2 separate regions of the Homo sapiens genome follow, and region 1 is linked to region 2. The links are chromatin loops, found by intact Hi-C in ENCODE. Cell type or tissue: mammary epithelial cell. All regions are shown on one strand. Links, peaks and the distances in the headings refer to the core of each region. The heading gives the core; the rest is flanking DNA.

What was found. Peaks named below come from ENCODE experiments on the same cell type or tissue, not always from the same donor. Only the 100,000 strongest peaks of a DNase experiment are listed, where the experiment ranks them.
Region 1: it touches region 2 in a loop (5-fold over the local background); 4 of 110 quality-filtered maps call a loop at or near these places.

The regions. Positions count from the first base shown.
Region 1 is chr3:63,904,657-63,922,156 of GRCh38, forward strand. It overlaps ATXN7 (ataxin 7), which reads left to right. Exons shown (of 13, transcript NM_001377405.1): 3 at 7,932-8,267; 4 at 8,501-8,569. The coding sequence starts at 7,943. It also overlaps SCAANT1. Among named protein-coding and RNA genes, the nearest start is that of ATXN7, 50 kb to the left of the region's middle. RefSeq lists enhancers at 6,996-7,075, 17,345-17,444 and a silencer at 7,406-8,245. In mammary epithelial cell, for the core only: a CTCF peak has its summit at 9,892; DNase peaks (open chromatin) are centred at 7,395, 7,825, 8,465 and 9,865; H3K4me3 peaks cover 2,227 bases; H3K27ac peaks cover 4,054 bases.
Region 2 is chr3:63,820,978-63,829,114 of GRCh38, forward strand. C3orf49 (chromosome 3 open reading frame 49) reads left to right here. Exons shown (of 7, transcript NM_001355236.2): 2 at 2,273-2,592; 3 at 6,624-6,748. Among named protein-coding and RNA genes, the nearest start is that of C3orf49, 5.7 kb to the left of the region's middle. In mammary epithelial cell, for the core only: no CTCF peak of the experiment used is centred there; a DNase peak (open chromatin) is centred at 3,614; H3K27ac peaks cover 1,688 bases.

The DNA of each region.
Region 1 (17,500 bases), core at 5,638-13,637, 89 kb after region 2:
TTCCACCTTTTGGCTTTTAGGAATTACACTGCTAATGAATATTAGTGCTCAGGTATCTGAGTCTCTGCTTTCAGTTCTTTTGAGTGTATACCTAGAAGTGGAATTGCTGGATCATATGCTAATTCTGTGTTTAACCTTTTAAGTAACTACCACTGTTTTCCACAATGGCTGCACTGTTTTACATTCCTGCCAGCAATGTATGAGGATTCCAGTTTTTTCATATCCTTGCTAACACTCTTCATTTTCTGTTCTTTTGTTGTTGTTTATTACAGCCATCCTAGTGGGTGAGAGGTGGTATCTCTGATTTAGATTTGCATTTCCCTAATGACTAATGATATTGACCTTCTTTTTTTGTTGTTGTTGTTAATTTACTGGGCTGCGTTCTTTCTTTTCTACATTCTAGTTCAAGTCCCTTATCAGATAAATGATTTGCAAAAATGTGTAGGTTCTGTGGGTTTTCATTTTCTTGATGGCATCCTTTGAAGCACAGAAGTTTAATTTTGATGAAGTTCAATTTACCCATTTGGCTCTGTTTTCATTCTTTTTTAATTTAATTTAATTTAATTTTTTTTTGAGACGGAGTCTTATTCTGTCGCCAGACTGGAGTGCAGTGGCACAATCTGGGCTCACTGCAACCTCTGACTCCCTAGTTCAAGAGATTCTCCTGCCTCAGCCGCCTGAGTAGCTGGGATTACAGGCACGTGCCACCACGCCCAGCTAATTATTGTATTTACAGTAAAGACGGGGTTTCACCATGTTGGCCAGGATGGTCTCGATCTCCTGACCTCGTGATCTGCCTGCCTCGGCCTCCCAAAGTGCTGGGATTACAAGTGTGAGCCACCGCACCCGGCCTTGGCTCTGTTTTTAAAAAGAAATACCTGGTAAGTCAGATTCCAACCCACTAATTGCCCGCTTGTGATTGCTGCTTTGCTGCCACTGCCCCAGAAACCATTTGGAAAAATCCTCATGCTTTTTGAAAATACCGGTTTTCTGAAGAGATGGAGCAAGCTCTGGAAGGCAGGAAAGGCAGATTTCTCACCAGGAGCAATTTTGTTTTGGTTCCCCTTTTCTACTCCTGAAGTTCCTTCACTTAGAACACCTTGATGTAGACGTGGGGGCATAGTAGGAAGTGGACAGAGGATCAAGGTCTCCAGGTCTTGAAAATTTTATGTTTATCAAAAGAGAATATTGGTTAAAATAAAAGATTAAATTGGTGAAAATAAATATTTGTCTTGAGCCATAGATGATGTCATTTAAAATCAGAATGGCCATAAGAGTGTGGTTAGTAATTGTGTGTTTCTAGGAAGAAAGGTTTATGAACCAGTACACCTAGAAGTCATCTGGGGTAAGGTCTTACCCTTTATATTTCTTTGAATGTGTACTTGGGAGGAGAGGAGGACAGGTAACTGTATTCATTCATAGTCATTCATACACATTAGTGAAAAATAGTTAAATCTGCAGGCCTTTACCTCTACCAAGAAAAGGAGAGCTTTACTTTGGAGGTGGAAAGGGAGTGCAAGTTTTTGTGGAACAGTCTGTCTTTTGAGAAGCAGTACAAACCCAGGTAGGCTCCTGGATCACGGTGCAAAGACAGAATGTGGGAAAGTCAAGGGTGTCATGTTTGCTGGATCTATAGCTTTGCTTAGAGCTGGACCTTGGCTGAGGAAAGGAGGAAGAAGCATTTGTGTTGTTCCTTCCCTCTTATACTAACACACCTGCATTGTTCGTCCTAGGTTTCACCCCAAAGGCATTTTGCTGACCAATTTGGAGACATGGTTACAACTCGTCTTATGGTTTGTGGGAAAGTGGGTTCCAGGTTCTAAATAACACCCTTATGTTGGGAATGCAAACTGTTGATCTCTGGGAGACTAAATGTATGTCTCATTGTCACCTTGATTTCAGAGCATATACTCTTAACTCTGAATCCATGAAGTCCTGTGATATAGAGGTGGGGATGAGTTCCCATGTATGTGCTTAGTGAGAGGGTTCAGGAAAGAGTTTGTTAAAGAAATGGAATTTGTGGAAGAACTTTGATTGAACAGCAGGATTTCTGCCAAGGGAGGGAAACTGTTAAAGATGGAGTGTCCTATATGAGCAAAGGCTTGGGAACTGGGAGTTGGATGGGGTTGGGGTGGGGGCATGTTTGAAGTTCTGAATTTGTCATTTGGGCTAGACCATAGACTACCTGCAGGAGGCAACTGAACAGTGTAGAAGTGGTGGAGCTGAGGCAAGGGCAAACTGTAGAGGACCTTGAATGCTAGGAGAGAAGTTTTTATTTATTTTATCCGTCAGTGGGGAGCCCCTAAAAATGTTAGAGCAATCACTAACATGGCTAAAGCCATAATTCAGCAAGATTGGTCTGATAGTATAGCGTACATAGATTAGAATTAGGGCTTACTATGTGACAAGCATGGTGCTAATAGTAATAGCTGACACAGTGTGCTTTTTTGCACTGTAAATTTCTTAATGTTCTTCATAAAGTAGTTACTCTTGTTTTACTCATTTTATAGATGTAGAAATATGCACAGAGAGGCTAAGTGATTTCCCCAGAGTTACACAGCTCGTAGTGGTAGAAGTGGGATTCAGCCTGGGCAGATAGGCCCTAGAACCCACGCTCTTAATGGCTGAGCCCCCAAAAATGGTGATATTTACAGCATTGTCAGTACAAAGGTACATGGGAAATTACGTTTAACAATGTGTTTAACCTGCATTTTATGGTAGCTGACGCAGTACACTAGAACTCTATACAGTCGACTTCCTTTTATAGCTGAATATTGGTCCAACTTTTCCATTCCTTGTCTTTTTTTTTTTTTTTTTTTTTGTAACAGGGTCTTGTTCTGTCATCCAGGCTGGAGTACAGTGGCACGATCTCAGTTCACTGCAGCCTCAATCTCCCAAACTTAAGCAGTCCTCCCCCTCAGCCTCCCGAGTAGCTGGGACTATAGACACATGCCTGCATGCCTGGCTGTATTTTTTTTTTTTTTTTCAGTAGAGACTATGCCTCACTGTGTTGCCCAGACTGGTCTCCAACACCTGAGCCTTGGTCCCCCAAAGTGCTGGGATTACAGGCATCAGACCATCACGCCTGGCCTCCATTCCTTTTCTATAACTTGAAACTTTCTATTTGTAAAAAATTCCTCAGCCGAAAGACTTTAAATCAACATTTCAAATCAAGTTCGTCATAAAATTACAAGCCAGTTTTAAATCCCTAGAAACACTGGGCATTACTAATTACCTTTTATATTATAATTTATTATTACCTTTTATATGTGTATTTTCAAATTTTCTTCTCTTTTCAAGCAATTTGCTATTACTGGTGAATGTTTCTTTGGGAGAGTTCATATGTACATGCAAACATATGATTAAGAAAACAATCCAAAAATTTAAGGGTTTGAGATGTTTAGCAAATGATGCATTTTACTATAGAATGAGTATGTGTACAGGTTGAGTTTTCAAAAAGCTATTTATGTCTTATCTTTTAAGTCCTCACTCTTGCAACTTTCCTTATTATTCCTAATTTTGCACTTGATTGCTATGAATTCCAGCCACTAAGCTGATGAATTCAATTTACTCTTTCCACTGTTCTCCCTCTACTGGAATACTGATATTCATGACAAGCTGTAAGGTACTTCACTAGAGGGAGCATAGTTAAGGAAAGGCATGCCCCTTGTGCAGAATACAGCCCTGGCTCTCTCTGGAGAAGAACGAGGAAAGGGGAAAGATGTAGTCAGAGGAGTGAGAGAGGATTTGAACAAAGGCTCAGCCAATTTTAGGAAGATAAAAAGAAACCAAAGCCAACACATTCCTAATTTAGTGGATCTGAGTTTCTTGTTACTCAAATGACTTCAGTCCTTTGGGGTTGATAATGGAGAATCTCTGTTACCAACCCTGTAATTTACACAGATAAGTATACTGTAGTTAACTGCTTTTCAAGTTTATTAAAATGTTGTACTGGGACTGGTGGTTTTTTCCAATTGAAGACGGTTGTGTGGGATCTTGTATCTTAGAAATGTTTTGGGTAGTTTTAGCCTTTTTACATTAAACTGGATTTAATGTAGGAAAGGTCAACTTTTTGTTTTGTTTTGTTTTTGTACATTGTGATACCTTTGGCCTTGGAACAAAACATTTTATGAGTGCAAAGAATCCTTTTTGTAAAGAGAGACTTGTTAGCCTTGGCATCTACTGAGAACATCCCTAAATTTGGGTGACGAGATAAGACCACATTTTAAATATGTCCTTGGAAGGGATGAAATGCACAGAATTAGCAGTACTTCACCTCTGACAGCCCAGTTCTTAAGCCATAGACAATCTAGTTGGTGGTGACAGTTTTGATGAATTGTTTCCCCTACTTACTACTTTTCTCACATACTCAGTGAAATTACTATCTTGTGTTCACCCTGGTGCCTAGTAGAGTGCCTAGTCTGTAGCAGGCAATCAGGAATTGTTGGATAAATTGAATACTCATTATTCAAGCCATATAAAATGAATTATTACTTAAGTTTTCAGACAGTGAAGTTCCTCAGAGTTACAAGGCATCATCAGAAATGCACTGGCAGAAGCACTGATTGATATTATACAGGCATAATACTATATTAAAATAACATATTAAGTGAATGTAAATTGTATTGGCCTGGTGTGGTGGCTCATGCCTATAATCCCAACACTTTTGGAGGCCAAGGCAGGAGGACTGCTTGGGCTCAGGAGTTTGAGACCAGCCTGGGCAACATAGTGAGACCTTGTCATCTCCACACACACATACACACAAAAAAAATTTATACACAGTTATATTCTTTTTATAATTTGGTGGTATGGAAAGGGGATTATCTAGGTAAGAGGTCATCAAGTTCTTTACTGTGGGACTGTAGGTAATACAGCTAAGTATTGGGTTTCTGTTGTACTCTTGTTTATAAACAGTATGCTTTGCATAAGGAATGCTTTTAAAAGTTGCCAAAATTCAGATATCAGATGCAGTGTGTCAGCTTGCTGTTTTGACTTTTTTTGGTGACTCATTCCAACTTTAAGGAAACTTCTAACGACTATGGATATCAGAACATTTCTAGGAGTTAGGACTTTTTTATGGGTGAAGAAAGAGTGGGTAAAATGCATTGGCTGCAGCAAAAGAGAACTGGTTGAAGAAATACCAGGAAATGCCCGTCAATCTCTTGTCTGCACATCCTCTTCAGTTTGATAGTAAGTTTCCTAAGGGATTGAGCTGAATTGCTCAGTTTAATATAAGACACTTATTTATAGTGCTTATTTATGAGATTCCTCAATAATTGATAGCTTGCTATTAGTTTTGAGTATTGAGGTACTCAATAATTGGTAACTGCTATTTGTAATAATTTCCCTTAATAACGATCATAATGCCAAGAGGATACTTAATATTTTTCATTTTAAGCCCGCTTGTGTTTTATTAAACCAATCAAAAACTTTGAAGAAAAAAAGAGGTATCAAGCAGGAATTGGGAAAGAAGTTGAAGTACTCTAAATTGCTGCATTGATCCCCATTGGCTAGAAGTCATATTAGTGAATCTTGAAGTAGTTTCACATCCAAAAGAGGAAAGTCAAGCAATGTCTTGAGGAAGTAGGACCATACTTCATGTTTGCCATTCTCCTTATTTTTGTTCTCACTCTGTAGTTTCAGGGATCTGAAGAGCTGTACTCAACAAGCAAGCTCCCTTTGTTATCTATATGGCTTGGTGGCCGCAAGCTTTTCTTTTCAATGGTAGCTTCAAATGCCGTTAAAATCCAAATTTTCGTTTTTCTTAAGTGTAGAATTTCACAATTCCAAGTAATAAATTGTGTACTTTAGGAAAACAGAGGTTGGGTGTTTTCATGTAATTATTCAGATTTTGCAGTGATTTGGAATGAATGAAAAATTGAAAATCTGCATAGGGGTCATCTAAGCTATGTTAAAAGTTAGAAGGGAACTCTATTCCTGTCAAGGGAATTATATGTTTTACTCCTGTGCATTTTTCTCATTGATAGTCTTATGGAGGAAGTTAAAGCTGTAGAAATGATTTTTAAAATTAAATCTTTCCAATCATTTCTACTATTTTGGTTATTTTGATAAGGACAGGAAGTAACCATGGTTTCACTTTTTGGACTTGTTTGCACGCAATCCAGGAAAAAATTTTACAGACTTATTTCTAAATCTTTCTAAAATAAAAATGTGTGTGTGTGTGTGTATGTGTAAGTATGTGTGTGTGTGTGCGCTTTTAAATTTTGAACCCCAAACCCTCTCTAGCAATCCCACCTTATGTTTGGGTTGCAGTGACATTTCTTTATTAATTTTTATGCTTATGTAAACTTCCTGTGTTTCTGCAAGTTGGACCAACAAAGAAGTTGGCTACCTCTGTCACATCAGATGTTTGAGGTACAAAAAAAAAAAGAATTCCACTTCCTCCCCATCTAGTCAGAGAAAGCACTTGTGAGCAAGCATCTCTGACACACATTACAGGAGTTGATACTACTGCAGTGTGAAACATGCGTGAAACATGCTGATAAGAATCACTGTTTTTGTCTCAGGCTTCAAATTTTCACATCAATTTGAGAAAATAGTAATATCAACAATTATTGAAAGTGGTGTGGTCTGCTACTGTTTCAAGTATTTTTAATGCTTTAGGTCATTAAGTAGCCTTTTATTTTGCCATCTGTAGCCTATCGCTAAGCAAATGTTGTGTATGTTGGGGAGGGGTGCTAAGTTTTGCGGGCCAATGCTTAATTTAGTGAACAAAATTTGACCGAAAACAGTATTTTCTAAACATGTTTTGTAGGAATTCCTTATATTCTCCTAATCCCTAGGGTCTCGTCCTGCCCAAGAAAAGACAACCATAAAGAGGGAAGGACTAACAACTCAAGTTAAAAATGAATCAGATTTTTACTTTTGGGGTGAATGAATCACTTCCAGAAACTTGGGGTGGTGCCTCTAAAATATGTACACGGGTTAAAGCTTCTCTCGGTTTGTTTCACTCTCCTCCATTCCCTCGCACACTGATCTCATGTTCTCTCTTTGCTGGACGAATTCAAGTTCCCCAGGCGCACAGTGTGACTTCCAATTGCGGGTCGGGGGCACACATGTGGGCGGCGTGGCGTGCACACGGTACTTCGTCCTGACACCTGGGCAGACACCTGGGAGGCACTTCCCCGCTAGCCCAAGGTTCCCTGCACGCCCGGAGTCCGCTCTGCGGCGGCTTCCCATTCATGCTTTTGACAACTCTGCGGCCGCCCGCAAGCCGAGGGCAAAGTGCCCCCTGCACCAGCCTCTCCCGCGCTGCCCTGGGGCCGGCCGGCCGGCTCCTCCATAGGTGGCTGCATTTCCGACTTCGCCCTGGCTCCAGTCCGGGGGCTTGACGTGCAAACTTCGCCGGAGCGAGCTGAGAGGGAGGGACCGGCAAGTGGGAGGAGGCGGCGGGAGGCGTCTCCGCTTAAGGGAGCCGGCCGGGTGCCGCCGCTCGGACGGACGCGCGGACGGAAGGAAGGAGCGGGGCAGCCGGGCCGGGCCCGGGGATGCAAGCGGCCGAAGGGTGGGCAGCTGGAGGTCCTGGGGTGCGGCTCGGGCTTCCCCGCGCGGGCTGCCATGGTGGGGCGCGGGGTTGGAGCCGGGCCGCTCCGGCGCTGGCCTCCGCGCCAGGTCCTCTGAGCAGAAGCAGGCAGGGGACCCAGCGCCGCGGTGGCGGGCCGCCTGCTGCCCGTCCCCTCCCTCGGGCGGCCGCGGGAGTCGAAAGCGAAAGCTAGCCCGCGCCGCGGACTTTGAGCCCGGGGCGGGGGGTGGCCTTGAGGAGGCGGGCTCGGGGGGCTGGGCGGCCATGGGGGCGCTGTCAGCGTGCCCCACCCGGTCCGCGGGCCGCGCACGCCGCCGGAACTCCCTGGCGCCTCCTTAAAAAACGGCCCCCGCGCGACTCTTTCCCCCTTTTTTTTGTTACATTGTAGGAGCGGAAAGAATGTCGGAGCGGGCCGCGGATGACGTCAGGGGGGAGCCGCGCCGCGCGGCGGCGGCGGCGGGCGGAGCAGCGGCCGCGGCCGCCCGGCAGCAGCAGCAGCAGCAGCAGCAGCAGCAGCCGCCGCCTCCGCAGCCCCAGCGGCAGCAGCACCCGCCACCGCCGCCACGGCGCACACGGCCGGAGGACGGCGGGCCCGGCGCCGCCTCCACCTCGGCCGCCGCAATGGCGACGGTCGGGGAGCGCAGGCCTCTGCCCAGTCCTGAAGTGATGCTGGGACAGTCGTGGAATCTGTGGGTTGAGGCTTCCAAACTTCCTGGGAAGGACGGTGAGTGTCCACGCCCTCCTCCCCCCTTCACCCCCTCGCGACCCCCTCCTCTCTCCTCCCCTCCCCCCTGCCCCCCTCCTGTGACCCGCCCCCTCGAGGGGCAGAGATGCTATCGTTTGCTGGGTTGCGGAACGCGGAGGTGCCCACACCTACCCCGTGCGTGCGTGAGTGTGCGTCACACTCCTGGCCACTGACCTGCCTCTCCCCTCCTCCTGTGTGTGTATATCTCCTAGGGACAGAATTGGACGAAAGTTTCAAGGAGTTTGGGAAAAACCGCGAAGTCATGGGGCTCTGTCGGGAAGGTGAGTCCAGCCCCCCTGATGGAGTTTGTACAAACCCCTGGGAAGTTTCATTGACAGTTCACTGGGACCGGGAACATCAGCCCACCATACCGACTCCCCGACTCCCCGTGCCTGCGAAGATGCTGCCTGAGGAGGGAGGGAGGGGGCAGAGCGCTTGGAAAGTTTGGTTTGGGGGCCTCCTGTAATGAGAGCGTCCGGAATCCTTCTGTGACCAGGCAGGAGCAGCATTATTGGTGATGAGCGCTGGGAACCGGCGGGAAGTTTAACCTAGATCTCTGCATTTCTGACCTCCTTACGGAGAAACAGGAGTAGAGGAAGGAATTCTCAGCTTTGAAACCTTTCCACGAATGCTTAGGGGACATTTTCTGTTGGCAATCGAAACGAATTTTGAACTTAAAGAAGATGCTTTACCTATGCAGTCTTATTTCTGTAGGATTTAAGGTACAAGTTGGGGATGTTAGAAAAAGGTCATCATAACCCGGAGTGCATTTTGGTCAGATTTTTTGCGAGCTGCCAATATCACGGGGGAAAGAAAGCCAGAATTTTATTTGGTCAAATAAGCCTTTACTGCCCGTGGCTGGTGAAATCAGGGTCTAATTATTTGTTAGTTTTAAACTGTTTGGTAAAAAGATACACTAGGGAAATAGGGTATGCCTCCAAATGAAAGTCAGGCCAGGTATCTGGAAAGTGTCAGACTTTTTCTTGAGATTTTCTTTTTCTTTGAATAGTAAGCTTTTGTTGTCTAATACCTGCACTAGGCCTGGGCATACCGTGGTCAGAAAGGACTTCTGAAGTCCAGTGAACTTCGGGTTCAGTTTCAAGTTATTCTTTCAGTGAGTTAGGACAAGGCTTTGAGTGAGGTTTGGCCCCGGAATACTGAGTTTATAGTCCCCGAATGCAATTTTATTTCTCACTCGTAGCCATTTATTTTGCAGAATTGTTGTCTATGGCCCAAGGATAGGTAGAACTTTGGCAACTGGAACATTTTTAAGTCCAAAGTTTGCCCATTGTTACTGTCTTCACATTTCCTTCTCGCTTTTCACACCTGCTTTTTCTTCACTTAACTCTGTTTCGGTTTTTTTGAATTGGGCGCTTTTTGGCCTCTTGGCACTCGGAGGAAGAGTAATACCAGTGACAGCCCGATGAGAGCTTCCAATTGGAACAGATTATAGAACAAATTAGTTGATTTTTAAAATGAGAATTGCTATTTGAGGGTAAAGGAAAGCAAGGGAAAGCACAGGACTTGTTGATGATGTTGCAATATGAAAAATCAGTTGCTAGTCCGGTTTTAGTGCTGAATTGGCAGCCTGCCTGGGCTTAAAAAATTAAAATCACTAGGTGGCAACTCTCACAGTAAGCAGTTAGAGTAGAACTTTAGAGGACCTGACCTACTCTTGTTCTTAGTTTTCATTCTCTGGGTGTGGATACATATCCTATAAAACGTTTCTAAATCTGTGTGAAAACAAGATTGTAATTATCAATAATTCTGCTGTAAAGGATGAGTTAAGTGTATTAATGTTTCAGTGGGTACCTTGAGCTGGACAGGGACCCAACCAAATTAAGGGGACTGTACCTCATTTTTGCTAGATATATTATTTTCTGTTGGGATACTTTTATCAGCATGTTTTTCATGAAGAACTAAGACGTTAAACTACCTACTTGAGGCACAAAAGGGACATGGATCTTGTTAGTGTTTTGTTTTGTTTTTTGAGACGGAGTCTCACTCTGTGGCCATGCTGGAGTGCAGTGGTGCGATCTTGGCTCAGTGCAACCTCCACCTCCTCAGTGCAACCTCCACCTCCCAGGTTCAAGCGATTCTCCTGCCTCAGCCTCCCGAGTAGCTGGGACTGCAGGCGGCGGGCCACCACACCCAGCTAATTTTTTGTGTTTTAGTAGAGAGGAGGTTTCACCACGTTGGCCACGATGGTCTCAATCTCCTAACCTCGTGACCCACCTGCCTCGGCCTCCCAAAGTGCTGGGATTACAGGTGTGAGCCACCGCCTGGCCCTTGTTAGTGTTTTTTAAGGGTTCCCCTCCTCCCCCTTTTAAAGTTGTTCTAACCATTTAGAGGATGCTGTAGCTACCAGGCCACTTGGAACGTACACCTGTCTGAGTTGAGACCGAAGTTTTAAATTCAGTCAGTTCTTCATTTGTTTGTGACTTTGCGGATTATGTGGGGATATTTTAAAATCCAAGTTTGAGGATGTTCAGCACTCACTCAGTGGACCTTTATGTTCTCCTAACAGACCATTGTAGGCTGCTTCAGAAATGAAAATACATTTAATATTATCAAAACTTATTAGACTATTATTCATTCATTGTCTGCTTAAAATTATCAGCTACCAAGAAAAGATGTTTTGAAGTTGAATCCATACTGATTCCTCTTGTTAAATTGAAGAAATATGTAGATAAATTGATCATGTGAGTGAATCACTGGAAGTCAGAAATGACCCTTTATTTATTTTTTTTTTTTTTTGAGACGGTGTCTGACTGTTACCCAGGCTGGAGTGCAGTGGCAAGTTCTCGGCTCACTGCAACCTCTGCTTCCTGGGTTCAAGCGATTCTCTGGACTCATCCTCCCTTGTAGCTGGGATTACAGGCACGCACCACCACACCTGGCTAATTTTTGTATTTTTTATAGAGATGGAGTTTCATTCACCATGTTAGTCAGTCTGGTCTGAAGCTCCTGACCTCAGGTGATCCACCCGCCTCAGCCTCCACGAAGTGCTGGGATTACAGGCATGAACCACCACCCCCGCCAGAAACTCCTCATCTTGAAATATCTCTAGGAATATGCACTTGACTTGAATTCTCCAATGTGCAATTTTGGACCTAGGGGTTAGAAAGCCTGGATGTGAGAGAAAGCTGCTTAACCTTGCATTAGTTATTTCATCTTTCTGAATATACTTTCCCTCTTTGGAAGATAATACTACCTACTTCCCAAGGTTATTGTAGGAGCTGAAATTAAATTAGATAATATGTGAATGACTCAGTACACACTAATTCCTTTTAACTCTTTCAACTGTTGATAACCTGACTTCTTAATTCTATATTTCTAGGTACAGGGTTTTAAAATCTGTGACCTTTGAAAAGGCTTCAGGGGATTGTAGTTCCCCTGAAATTGTATGCAAAATAATATGTCAGTTTTCTAGGGTAGGTGTTCACAGCTTCCCTTGGATTCTCAAAAGGATCATTTACACGTCCCCACCCCTAAAATTCAAAACTGCTAAGCTAACCTCTCTGCCTGTTTTTTCTTTTCACTTTTTCCTCTTGTAACACATTACTTTGACCAACTCCTATCAGGCAAGACTACCCAAGGGTTAATGCTGTGGCAGAAGGTTGGAACTCTTGATTTAGATGGAGGGAAATTATTTGTGGTTTAGGTAGTAAACCTACCCAAGGCAAGAATACCCAAGGGTTAATGTTGTGGCAGAAGGTTAGAACTCTTGATTTAGATGGAGGGAAATTATTTGTGGTTTAGGTAGTATATCATTCCCTCTTCTGCCATTTGGCACAAGTAGGCAAATGTTAAGACAAAATTTGGTTATTTTTCAGAGGTCAACCTAGTTTTGTTTGCATTCTTGTATTTGTATTGCCTTATTCTTGTTCTGTAATTTGCAATATTAGTTGTTAGCATGATTAATTTTGGTGGGAAGAAATTGGTAATACATTTTGACTTTTTGTTGTTGTTGTTGTTATTGTTGTTGAGATGGAGTCTCGCTGTGTCGCCCAGGCTGGAGTGCAATGGTACAGGCACGATCTGTGCTCACTGCAACTTCCGCTTCCTGGGTTCAAGCGATTCTCCTACCTCAGCCTCCCAAGTAGCTGGGATTACAGGCACCTGCCACCACGCCTGGCTACTTTTTGTATTTTTAGTAGAGACGGGGTTTCACCATGTTGGCCAGCCTGGTCTCGAACTCCTGACCAGAAGTGATCCACCCACCTCGGCCTCCCAAAGTGTTGGGATGACAGGTATGAGCCACTGCACCTGGTTGACGTTTTTGAAATGATTAAACGTCAACCCTGGTTGATGTTTTTGAAATGATTAAACGTTTTTGAAATGATTAAGACAAATTACTGCTTTTTCCCCCAAGGTGATTTGTGAAATTCCGGACTTCCACAGATTTTGGATTTGTGAAAGTTAACAAAATTATGTTTAGATTGAATTAATTGGTACTAATAACTGATTAGGGTTTCTATATTAGTGCCTGAATATTTAGAGACCCTTAAAAAATAAAAACTTTAAATGCCTTAGTTGCACAGCAGATTTTAAAACCTATATTGTGTCATTGTAGGAGTCAACAATGGTATTGGGAAAAATGACATCTTCTTTGGGAAGCTGTCCATAACTTCTCTAAGTCTAACCGTTGTGTGGTATCAAAGTACTCTGTACTTTTTCTTTCTGCATTCTACGTGTCAGCATTTGAAACTCTGCATTATGTGATGGCTCCTTGTTAAGAGAGTAAGTTCCCTGAGGGCAGGAGTGTTGTTGATGAAGGCATATTCAGCTCCTGCACACCATTGTGCTCAGTAAATATTTGCCCCAAAAGTGGATGAGTAGAGCTACTAGGAAGATTGAATTGAGTCACTCTAGTGTGTGATTCAAATGACCAATTTTTCATTGTATTGTGACTCCAAAAGAAGACAGTATTCTGTGTGTTTGTGTGTTTAGGGGGTGTTGCTGTATGGCCCCAGGGGAGGCCAGAAGGTTTCAGCACTTTTCGTTGCTCTGTCCTTAATATAGTGCTCCATTTACACTTTCCAGAAAGGGTACAGACAGGACATCACCTCTCTTATCTTTGATATTTAGGCAAAGAAGTAGAATAGCAACCCAGTGTGATGTCCACACTTGATGACAGGTTATTTCCTTCTCATAATTAACCTGAACGTGATTGAGCCTGGGGCAAGATGGAAAAGTGTGTGGTTAGCACCTGTAGGCAACTAGAGTTCAAAACAAACAAACAAACAAACAAACAAAACAGGCTTGCTAGGAGTTGGATAGCCTCAGTAAACACAGACTGAGTCAACAGAGTACCACCTTTTTTCTTTCCTAGGGGAAAAAAATGGTTCATGGTTAATTAATGGAAAACAGGTGTTTGTGAAGTATTTTACTGTTAAAGGTACTACATTGTGGGTATAATATCCTCTCCCTTAAATAGCATTTCTGTTTTTCTCTAGGGTTTCTTTTGTCTTCTTTTCTCCTCAACTGTTTCTTATGAACAATTTGAAACATACAAAGTAGAGAAAATATTTTAATGATCCTCCTTGTATCCATCACACAGTTTCAGCAAATAATGAGTCATGGCCCAGTCTTGCTTCACAAACTCTGCCCTACTCCCCACAGTGAATTATTTTGAAGCATATCATTTCTTTTGGTTTTTATTTTCTGCTCACATGGACTTCAACTTATTTCCTGCAAAATGGAGGCTTTTTGTGTTCTGCACCTTTCTTTTGAGGCAAGTCAGGCTACCATCCCTGATCCTCTCTGTGGGTGTGTAAAGGTTCTGCAGATGGCAGTACTTGCAGTCTGCTTATATCTTATGTGCAGATATAAACCAAGCCTCAGACAGGAATCGGTAAAATCCAAGTTCCCTGCCTCAGCATCACCTCGTGCTTGTTGAACATTAATGCACATGTAAGGAGCAGTCAGGTGATTTGGTTACAGATCGCCCACACTTAAGAAACACCTCCATAGATGAGAATCAGCGTGGCCGTGACAGTGGGCATTGTCCTTGCTGACAGCTCCTGTGCGTGTCTCCTTCCTTGTAAGCTCTTCACTAACGCGTAGGTGCAGGAACCCCCAGAGACCCAGAAAGACCCTCCTGTAGCAGGGACTTTTCCCCAGTTGCAGCGTGTGGGCCAAATCTTGCCTGCATGGTTTTTGCATTGCATTGGTTGGAATAAAAACTCAAAAGATTTCATGACATGTGAAAATTATATGAGACTTCAGTGTCAGTGTCCATAACTAAATTTTATTGAAACGTAGTGACGGGCATTCATTTACTTGTCTGTGGCTGCTTGCTGCATACAGTGAACAGCAGAGTTGACTACACACAACAGAGACCATATGACCCACCAATCCCAAAACACTTACTATTGGTTCTTTACAGGAAAAGTTTGCTGACCACTGTTCTGATGAATTCCTTGGTTGATAAAAGGAAACCCAATCTGCAGAATCGCAGAATACAGTCTTATTATTCTTGAACTGTCTATTTTGAAGGGGAGAATCTTCAAAATAATAAAATCCGTTAGTCTTAAACCAAGAGTTCATTCAATATTAAAGAAACATGTTGAGTTAGAAGGAAATAATGGAGAGTAGAAATGGTTTCACATAAGAAGGTTGCTGTCTTTGTCCACTTTTATCATTCACTATCTTTTTTTTTAATTATTATACTTTAAGTTTTAGGGTACATGTGCACAATGTGCAGGTTTGTTACATATGTATACATGCGCCATGTTGGTGTGCTGCACCCATTAACTCGTCATTTAGCATTAGGTATATCTCCTAATGCTATCCCTCCCCCCTCCCCCCACCCCACAACAGTCCCAGGTGTGTGACTTTTTTATGGCATACACCTGGTTGGGAGCAGTTCACATACAGAGCACGAATAGCGCTGTTATTGCCCCAGCTTCCAAGAGCCATGGACCATGAGAATGGTGCTTGTGTTCTGTTAAGCCCCTCATGGTATGTAAATATGCAAGAGAAAGAGTCCAGAACTTTCATGGAATTTCCATTCAAATTCTCCAGAATCGCTGCCCCTGAGCTGGTTTAGAGAAGCTGAAGCCTTGTTACAGGTCTTAGGAGTTATAGGAAGAATTCACGGGGAAACAAATCTGCATTTTGATTGGAGAAGAAGGCAGACGTTGTTCTTTAGGCCCCATATCTTTATAATTTTGTGCTTACTGGAAAGTAACACCTGGCACAATCCATGCTGAATTTCTGAACCCTCATGTTTCGCAATTCATGGAGACCATGCACATGTTTCCATGTGCACAGTAGGATGGGGTTCCCAAGCTGTGTCCAATTTACAGTTTTGATTGGTTCTTGTAAACTCTAATCTCAGGAGGGAAGTATGAGGTATTTATAAATCACAGTCCTGTGATCTAGGTATCACCATTATCTCCATTTTACAGATGAGGAAACTACGACTCAGAAAAGTGAGGTAGCCCGCTAAGATCACAAAGCATGTAAGAGGCCCTGTAACCCAGATCTGTCTAATTACTCCACAGCTCACATGCTTAACCATTCTGCTGTTCCGAGCCCTTTCCAGAATGTACATGGCTTTTCATGAGCTTGAGCAGGTCACCCTAACCTTTGTTTTTCTTATCCTTGTCTAGAAATACTGACCTTTACCAAAAGCCATTTTTTTTAAGTAAAAATATCAGAGCCTTTTCTTGCTGTGCCTTACAACAGTCGGTGTGTTGTATTTAGTTGTTCTTTTATAACATTTTTTCTTTGAGGGGGAGGGGAAGTATCTACAGTTTGCATTAGAAGTAATGGGCTTTTTAAAAAAAGATTAAATGAAAGCTAAGGTTGCAGCAGATAGCAAACACAATCATCTGGGATTTGTGCCATTAAAAAAAATTCCTTTAGAAAGGGAGAAGTGAAATTTCACTATTTAAATAGCATTTCAGTGCAAGATTGCTTTTAATCACATTGTTGTTGAAAGTTTTTATTGCAGTATTTCTAATAAATGTGCCCCTCTGATTATTAAAGTATTTTTTGATTGAAGTTCTAAGAAAAAGAAGCCTGTTAGTAGACTTAGCAGTTGGAGTTACTGTACTTTTGAGAAAAAGGCAGAGGGTTACATTTATATTCATCTTGTACAGCAGGGATTATAATAAATGAGCAGAAGAAGGAGAACGATTTTTGCATTTCACCCACTCATAACGTAAAACTAGATTAAGTATTCTTGTTCTTCTTTGTAATAAAGACCCTGCTAGCATGAAATGTTTTTTTCTCTTATATGTAAGCATATGGCAAGGAAAAAGCACTAGTTCATTATCAATTAGATTCACAATCTTAAAACAGAAACTATTTCCCTCCCAGGTTATACAGATGTTTTCCATAATCCTGAACTCCAGTCATGCAACAGAAAAAAAGGTAATGCTTTTAACCAGTGGTCCCCAGGCTTTATATTTCAAACAAGAAAGTTTCAGAAATAATTTGGGGACTCCAGACATACGGTTGTTGGCAATTTATATGTACTTCCCCTCAAAAAAGTATGAGAACATTGTTTTGGAATAAAGGACAGTCCTTTAATTGTGAAAAAGCACTGTGGTCTTCGCAGAGAAGAGTATCTATTTTGGTGTTTGAGTACCATAGCTTTAAATCATTATTTCCAAAAGCGTGTTCCAGGGAACCCTGTTTCTGTGTGCTCTTGGTTGGTGTTATGCAGAAAAGAGGTTCCATATGGCAAGTTTGCAGAAGTTAGCTTTACACAGAGACAGTTCTGGGAACCCCAGTTCTAGAATTAAGCCTGGGCTCAAATCTAAGATCTAGTAGGTGAGCAATTTGAAGGAAACCGCATAGCTTTACTGAGCCTCACTTGACTCAGGTATAAAATGAGAATAATGCTAGTAACTAATAGGGGTTGGGAGAATTAAATGATATAATGCAGGTTATCAGTAATGAAAGCACAGTGTCACAAGCACGCCTTTAATCAAGTCATCAGCCAGGACTGTCAGAGGAGCAGCAGAAAGTGAAATGCCAGTTTTGCTTTAGCACACAAGGTGTAGGCAGTGAGAGGAAACTCTGGCATGACAGAGTGTAGCAAATGAACCGCAGTTTTTTTCTTTTTCTTTTTTTTTCTTTTTTATTCTTTTGAAACAGGGTCTTGCTGTATTGCCCAGGCTATAGTGCAGTGGCATGATCCATGGCTCACTGCAGGCTTGACTTCACTTCCTGGTCTCAAGCAATCCTCCCATCTC
Region 2 (8,137 bases), core at 1-8,000:
CATAAGTTAATGGCTTTTCCCCACTGTTCTGATCCACATGGTAATAAAAAGTATCATTTATGGAATGCTTTTTAAGGTTCCAAACACATGAATTATTTCCTTTTATTTTCATAATTCTGAAAAGATTATGCCCATTTTCAAATGAGAAGACCAAAGCTTATAGAGGTTACATGACATGCCCAAGGTCACAGAGTTAGGAATTGTCCTGAGTTAAACCAATACCATTCAACTCCAGTGTCTAGGCTGTCACTGAACCACTTCCCATATATAATTACAGAAAAAGGCTGAATGATTTGGGTTCTGTTTAGAACAGTGTTTTCCTGGAGAGTAGTACATATGCTACTGATGGTACATGAGATATTTTAGGTAATATATGAAGAACATTGTTAATGGTTATAAATTTGTTTTAATCCATATTAGAAATATATGTTATATATTTAATACAACGTAATAGCATAATATAAAACCTGGGATTTCACCCAGAGAAATGAAAACTTATGTTCATACAAAACCTATAGATAAATGTTTATAGCAGCTTTATTCATAATAGCCCCAAACTGGAAACAACCCAAGTATCCTTCAATCAGTGAATAGTTAAACAAAGTGTGGTACATTCACATCATGGACTATTACTCAGCAATAAAAAGATATGAACAATTAATACACAAAATCTGGATGAATGCCCAAAGAATTATGCTGAGTGAAAAAAAGCATATCTCAAAAAATTACATGATGTATATTTCCATTTACATAACATTCTTGAAAGGACGAGAATTACGCAAACAGAAGACAGATTCGTAGATGCCGGTTTAAGAAAGGGGGGACCAGTGGATAGTGGATGTGGCTATAAAACATGAGGGATCCTGGTGTTACTGGAAATGTTCTGTATTCTGACTGTTTCAGTGTCAATATGCTGGTTGTGAAAATATAGTTTTGCAAGATGTCATCATTTGGGGAAACTAGGTAAAGAGCACACAGAATCTCCCTGTATTTCTTTCTTTTTTTTTTGTTTTTTTGAGACAGAGTCTCGCTCTGTCGCCCAGGCTGGATTGCAGTGGCGCGATCTCGGCTCACTGCAAGCTCTGCCTCCCGGGTTCACAACATTCTCCTGCCTCAGCCTCCCAAGTAGCTGGGACTACAGGCGCCCGCCACCACGCCTAACTAATGTTTTGTGTTTTTAGTAGAGACAGGGTTTCACCGTGTTAGCCAGGATGGTCTCGATCTCCTGACCTCGTGATCCGCCTGCTTCGGCCTCCCAAAGTGCTGGGATTACAGGCGTAAGCCACCGCGCCTGGCCCCCTCCCTGTATTTCTTACAATTGCATGTGAAACTATAATGATCTCAACATTAAAATTTTAATTTAAAAAACACCGAAATTTCATGGATATTATTACTTTGGGTGAAGCTAACAAAAAATAGTTAATTGAGGAAGAATATTAGGTAATAATTGTATCACCGTACAGGTGATACTCTAGCACAGTGGTGAACAACACAGACCTCAGGATCAGATAATCTGGACATAAATTATTTAATCTCTCCAAGCTTTAATTTCTTCATGTGTGAAGTAGAGATGAGAATATAAAGATTAAATTATGTTATACACATGAAAGCACTTGGAAGAGTGTTTAGCACACAGAAAGCTATCAGGAAATGTTGTCTATTGTTTAGTCTATTGTGTATAATAAAATATGCCAAAATTATGAAGATGGTACACGTAGTCACTATATATGAGTTTACAGTATGTTATCTAAATGAGTGTTTTATGTAAATGCAGTATTTATGGGGCCTTGGAGGTTACTCCTTATTGACTACCCTAGCAGACTCTCTCATCTTTTATTACTTTCACTTTGAAACTGCCAAATCTAGCAAAAACTATGTCAAACTATCATTGAAATAAGATTGCCAATTTGCCAATATAAGTTAATGGATTCCAACAGTCAGACCTGGATTAAAGTCTGCATTCAGCCCTTGGTCAATTAATTTAAACCATGTCTCAGTTTACTCATAAGTAAAATGAAGACAATAATATAACCTACCTCTAACAGTACTGTGTTTAAATTAAATAGCAGCCAGATTACTATAATTTGGTAACAAAACACCAAGTAGTTGCTTTGGCTTTATTTTTCTGTGATTTGATTCTTGGTCTTCAATTTCATTTTTTTTTTCTGAATTGTATAATTGGTTCACATTTGAAGTTTGTGTTTTAATGATTTAAATTTTTCACTTTTAACTTTTCAGTTTCCCTAATATGAACCATTTTTATTTTGTTTAGATGGCATAGAGCTGTGTCTACCAACTTACTAAAACAAAATGTATTGGTCCCTAAAGAGGAATCATCCAGTGATAGTGACATGGGATTTCATGAAAGCCAGCAAAATCAGAAAAGTAATTTGAAGACGAAAGTGAAGACTGCTTTTGGGAGGATGCTGTCCTACAAGTATAGAAGCAAGCCAGCATGTGCCAGCCAAGAGGGCTCCACTGACCATAAAGAAGCCCTCCTGTCAAACACGCAGAGCCTTCTCCCTAGGATTGTCAAGGAGTTTTCATCTCCCAAGTTATTTACAGCAAAAATGAGAAAGCTCTCAGAGAATGGTAATCATATTTGGGCAATTTGTCTTTGGGTTGAGGCCAAGAGGAAGAGTGAAATTAGGATGGATTATCTTGCTACACCAGTATGGCATCCCTGAGGAGCTTGTCTGAAATGCAGAATCTCAGGCCCTACCTGGGACCTTCTGAGTGAGAAGCCACACTTTAGCAAGATCCTCAGTTGGCTTGTATGTTCATACCGTTGTGTGTGTGTGTGTGTGTGTGTGTGTGTGTGTGTGTGTGTGTGTGTGTGTTTAGATGGAATCTCGCTCTATCACCCAGGCTGTAGTGCAGAGGCATGATCTCGGCTCACTGCAACCTCTGCCTTCCGGGTTCAAGCAATTTTCCTCCCTCAGCCACCTGAGTAGCTCGAACTACAGGAGCGTGCCACCACACCCAGCTAAATTTTGTATTTTTACTAGAGATGGGGTTTTACCATATTGGCCAGGCTGGTCTTGAACTCCTGACTTCAGGTGATCCGTTCGCCTCGGCCTCCCAAAGTGCTGGGATTACAGGTGTGAGCCTTGCTCATACCTTTTGAGAAGCACTGAATTGGATTGCCTTGGAGGTTCCTTCCAGTTCAATTAAACAGTGTTCTAATCAGTTTAAAGTCACTTTTTATTTAAATATATATGTGTGTATATATTCATATATACATATATATATTTATTGGAAAATCAAACTCAAGGGGGATTTTTGGTTTTGTTTCTGGAAAAAGTAGTGATGCAGACTTTCACATGGCTACTTCTAACAGTGGAGGGGGTAGTGAGACTTAAATGAATAAAATGTATAACTGGTAAGTCATAAAGAATGCTCACTTTTATTGCATTTACTTTCTATGTACTGTGTGAAAGAATTAATATTTGAACTGTTAACTTTAAGTCGTTTTTGCAACTAGTATTAATGCCATGTGGCATCCTATGAGTCATGACTAACAATACTACCAATGTTTGCATTCTCATCTGTGGCTTTTAAAAAAATAAATGGAGTCTAGGCCGGGAGCAGTGGCTCACGTATGTAATCCCAGCTCTTTGGAAGGCCAAAGCGGTTGGATCACTTGAGCCCAGGAGTTTGAGACAAGCCTGGGCAATATGGTGAAACCATCTCTACAAAAAATACAAAAAAGATTAGTCAGGCATGGTGGCATGTGCCCGTAGTCCCTACTAGGGAAGCTGAAGTGGGCGAATCGCTTGAATCTGGGAGTCGGAGATTGCAGTGAGCCAAGATTATGCCACTGCACTCCAGCCTGGGCGACAGAAAGAGACCCTGTCTCAAAAAAAAAAAAAAAAAAGAAAAAGAAAAAGTCTATTTTTATAGCACTTTTATATTTACAGAAAAATTGAACAGAAAATGTAGAGTTCCCATATATGCCCTCCCTTCCCTGATCCCCACAGCTCCTGTTATTAACATCTTGCTTTAGAGTGGTACATTTACAATCGATGAACCAATATTGATATATTACTATTATTAACTGAAGTTATAGTTTACATTAGGGTTCCCCCTTTATATTGTGCAGTTCTGTGGGATTTGACAAATACCTACTTTTATGTCATACTCTGTCATAACATACATCCACCATACATCCACCATAATTTCACTGCTCTATATATCCTCTGTAGCTTTTTAATGTCCTTCACAGCACAGAATCAGGAAACACACAGCCCTTCTAGTATATGTAAATATACATACAACCTCACATTTTACACACCATGATCAGGCAACAAAACTGATGTGTGCTTTTTCCAGGAAAAAAAAAACAAAAAAAAACCCTGATGGTTTCCAGCCGACTACTTTCAAACAAACTCTGTGTTCTGGAAAAAGCAGTCATTAATACAAGCATCCAAGCATCTAGCAATTACCTGGTATGGATTGAGCTGTATATTTCTGTTGAAAATAGCAAAGAGGACATGATTCTATATTGCTGGGGCTGGAATTGAAGAATCCAGCAGAAAACAGAGGATCAAATTTCTACTCCTAATCTGTGCACTGGTTTATTTTTATCTTAGTTGGAATAACAAATATCAACTAAGATTTCTCCAGAAAACATGCTCATCCTTTAGGATGTAGCTCAAACATTAATACCCTTTGTTGTGGCCCCAAATCAGTTGCTCTTCCCTGCTGACCTTCAAAACATGTTTTTATCTATTTAACAAATATCTGCTAAGTACTTATTATATGACAGCCACAATATTTGGGATAGAGTAGCACATAGAACAGACATAGTCCCTCCCTCATGGAGAGGCTTTCAAACATGCAGAAAATTACATTTGTTCCAAAGGAGCACAGGATGCTATTGAAAGAAATCATAGGTGCTCTAACTTTAGGGGAGGGGTCTCAGGAAAGGCTTCCCCAAGGAAGGGACAACTAAATTGAGATCTGAAGGATGTCTAAGACATAAAGATGGCTTACACAAGGTGGAGGGGGGAGAACAGTTTCCCAGGAATAAGGGAGAGCATGTTCAAGTCACAATATCAAGAGATCACCAGGCACAATTAGGAAATGAAAGAAATCCAGTGGAGGTTGGAACACAGAGAGCTAAGGGGAGGCTGGTTGAATTAGGTAGTAAGGGTGTCTGTCATAGGACACATTGAGAATTTTTAACTTTCTTCTAAGGGTGATAAGAAACCACTGGATACTTTCAAGCTGGGGATTTATATAATCTGATTTGCATTCTTAAAAGATAGCTTTGGTTATCTTTTAGTGTAGACTGGATTGGATGAGGGTAAGCGCAAATGCAGGAAGAACAATAAGCACCCATACATTCTTTCAGGCAAGGAATGACATTAGCTTGGATTAGTCAGGGCAGTGGGAATGGGGAGATAAAGGGAGAAATAAGCATAGGTAGAAGTTACAAGAGTTGGGGAAGAGTTGGACAGTGAAGGGTTGGGGAGAGGGAAAAATTTCTGGATTGAGCACTGGCTTTGAAGGTGGAGGCATCATTCACTAATATAAGGAGCAATGGACCTGGATTGAAAAATAAGTCATGAGTTCTGGCTAGACTTGCTGACATAAGGTCCCTGCCAAATAGCCAAGTGGAAGTGTCAAGTAGGCTAATGTATTCATTGAGGTCTGAGGCTCCCAGAGAAGTCCTTATCAATGGACTTTAAGCAACAAGATGATTTTAGGTGTGCACACTGCATGAAGAACAGTGTAACACACAGCAAATTGCAAACACCCTTTCCCCAATGCTGTCATCCTTTTGAATACATCAAGGAAAATGTCTCATTTAGTGACCCCCTTTTTTAAGAAAAAGAGAGTACCTGTAGTCCCAGCTGCTCGGGAGGCTGAGGCAGGAGAATGGCCTGAACCCGGGAGGTGGAGCTTGCAGTGAGCCTAGATCATGCCACTGCACTCCAGCCTGTGCGACAGAGCGAGACTCCATCTCAGAAAAAAAAAAAGAAAAAGAGAGTAACCTCAGGTTTAGTGCCTTCTGCAAAAAATAACATAGTTTTGTTTTTAGCATAGTAATTTTAATGCCTGTTTACCATACTAGTCTTAAATTTATGGTAGTGTTTTAAAGTTTCCTTTATAAATACATTTATGGAGTTAAGCACTGAATTGATATGTTTTAAAATGTTAAGGAATCCAAAGTTCACCTGGCTCCTGGATATAGGAAAGACAAATCAATGGTATGTAAATGACTGAGCCTTGAGCCACATTTCTCGAAAATAGATAGAAAATTTGCTTTAATCCACAATGAATACCCAAGGGAGGGCCTTGCATGTTAGAGGGTTACTTTTCTAATTCCACAATGGTTCAGGGGAAAAACTTAAATCTCGAAGAGAGAGAGAGGTGGCTACCTTGTCAAAGACTGGGTTGGTGTCCACTGAGGTCATGACCATAACAAAAGGCAAATGCGTGCAGGAGAAAGTGTAAGATTGGGAAGAGCAAATCAATTTTTTATTCTTAACTCTAAAGAAAAAAAAAGCCACTGAAGCAGCAAGTGATGCTGTCTTCTAAGAATACTGTATTTTTAACAGGAAGAATGTGTTCCTCATTGTGATCCTTACAGATTCCTTTTTCCCCCTTTCTTGAAGCGACTATACAACTTGATGTTGTAGAGGCAGAGACAGAGGAGATAACCCAGGGAAACACACTCCTTCGGGCCAGGAGAACCACCAAGCGGTTATCTGTGACATCTCTTCCTTCAGGACTGCAAAAGGTAAAACGCTAAATGAATTTGCCTCTGAAGACTTACACATAACTCAATGTCTAGAGATTTTGCAAAAACCAAGTTCTGTCCTACCATGAGTCCTCCACAATAAGCCCTTTAAATCTGCTGCTTCTGTCTCCTCTCCAAGAATTTAGGGTACTCTCTGGGTCAGATTCTTCTACTTCTAAGCTCAAACTGTTCAGCTTCTACTACATCTGGGCAACAGTGGATGGAGTTTGGATTTTTATAACTGACTTTCTCACTCTTCAAATGTTAGTATATTAGCATTCTGGCCTATCTGTGCATACTATGTGGAGTGGAACTCATTAGACCAGCACTGTCCAGTGGAACTTTCTGTGAAGATGTAAGTATGCATTGTCCAATATAGTAGCCGTTAGCCACATTTGGCTTTGAGACTTTGAAATCTGGTCAGTGCAACTGAGGAACTGAATTTTTAATCTTAATTTTCATTGAAACTAAAATGTAAATAGCCATATGTACAACACAGACAGTGCAGCGTAGATTATCTAGGACTCTCCAAACCAATGCTTTTACTTATCCATAGGTATGCATGGGTTTTGTTTGTGTGTTTGTTTGTTTTGAGACAGAGTCTCACTCTGTCGCCCAGGCTGGAGTGCAGTGGCACAATTTCAGCTCACTGCAACCTCCGTCTCCTGGGTTTAAGTGATTCTCTTACCTCAGCCTCCCATCTAGCTGGGACTACAGGCGTGCACAACCATGCTTGGTTAATTTTTGTATTTTTAGTAGAGACAGCGTTTCGCCATGTTGGTCAGGCTGGTCTCGAACTCCTGGCCTCAAGTAATCCACCTGCCTTGGTCTCCCAAAGTGCTGGAATTACAGATGTAAGCCACCGTTACTGGCCATGTATGTATGTTTGATCCTAAATTGCCCAGACTATTTTTCAAAAATAGAACCATGAACTATTATTATTATTATTTTAGATACAAGACTTACCTTAAAGCTATGTTCCAAACTCTAAGTGCTTTAAAAATATCAACTCAGATAATCCTTACAATAGCCCTATAACGTAGGTAGCAATATTATTCTTATTTTAGGGATGGTACTGAGAGTTTAAGTAATTTGCCCACGTAAGTGACAGAGCCAAGTTTCAAACCCAGGAACACCTGGCTCTAGAGTCCTTAGTAGTAATTGCCATGCTACAGACTAACTGTACTGTCCAATATGCTAGTCAATAGCTACATGTCACCACCTATGTTAATTAAAATTAAATAAAATTAGAAGTGCAGTTCCCCAGTTGCACTAGCTACGTTTCAAATGGCCAACAATCGCACCTAGTTAGTGGCTGTCCTATACAGCACAGATAGAGAACATTTCCATCTTCACAGAAAGTTCCACTGAACAGTGCTGCTCTTGAAC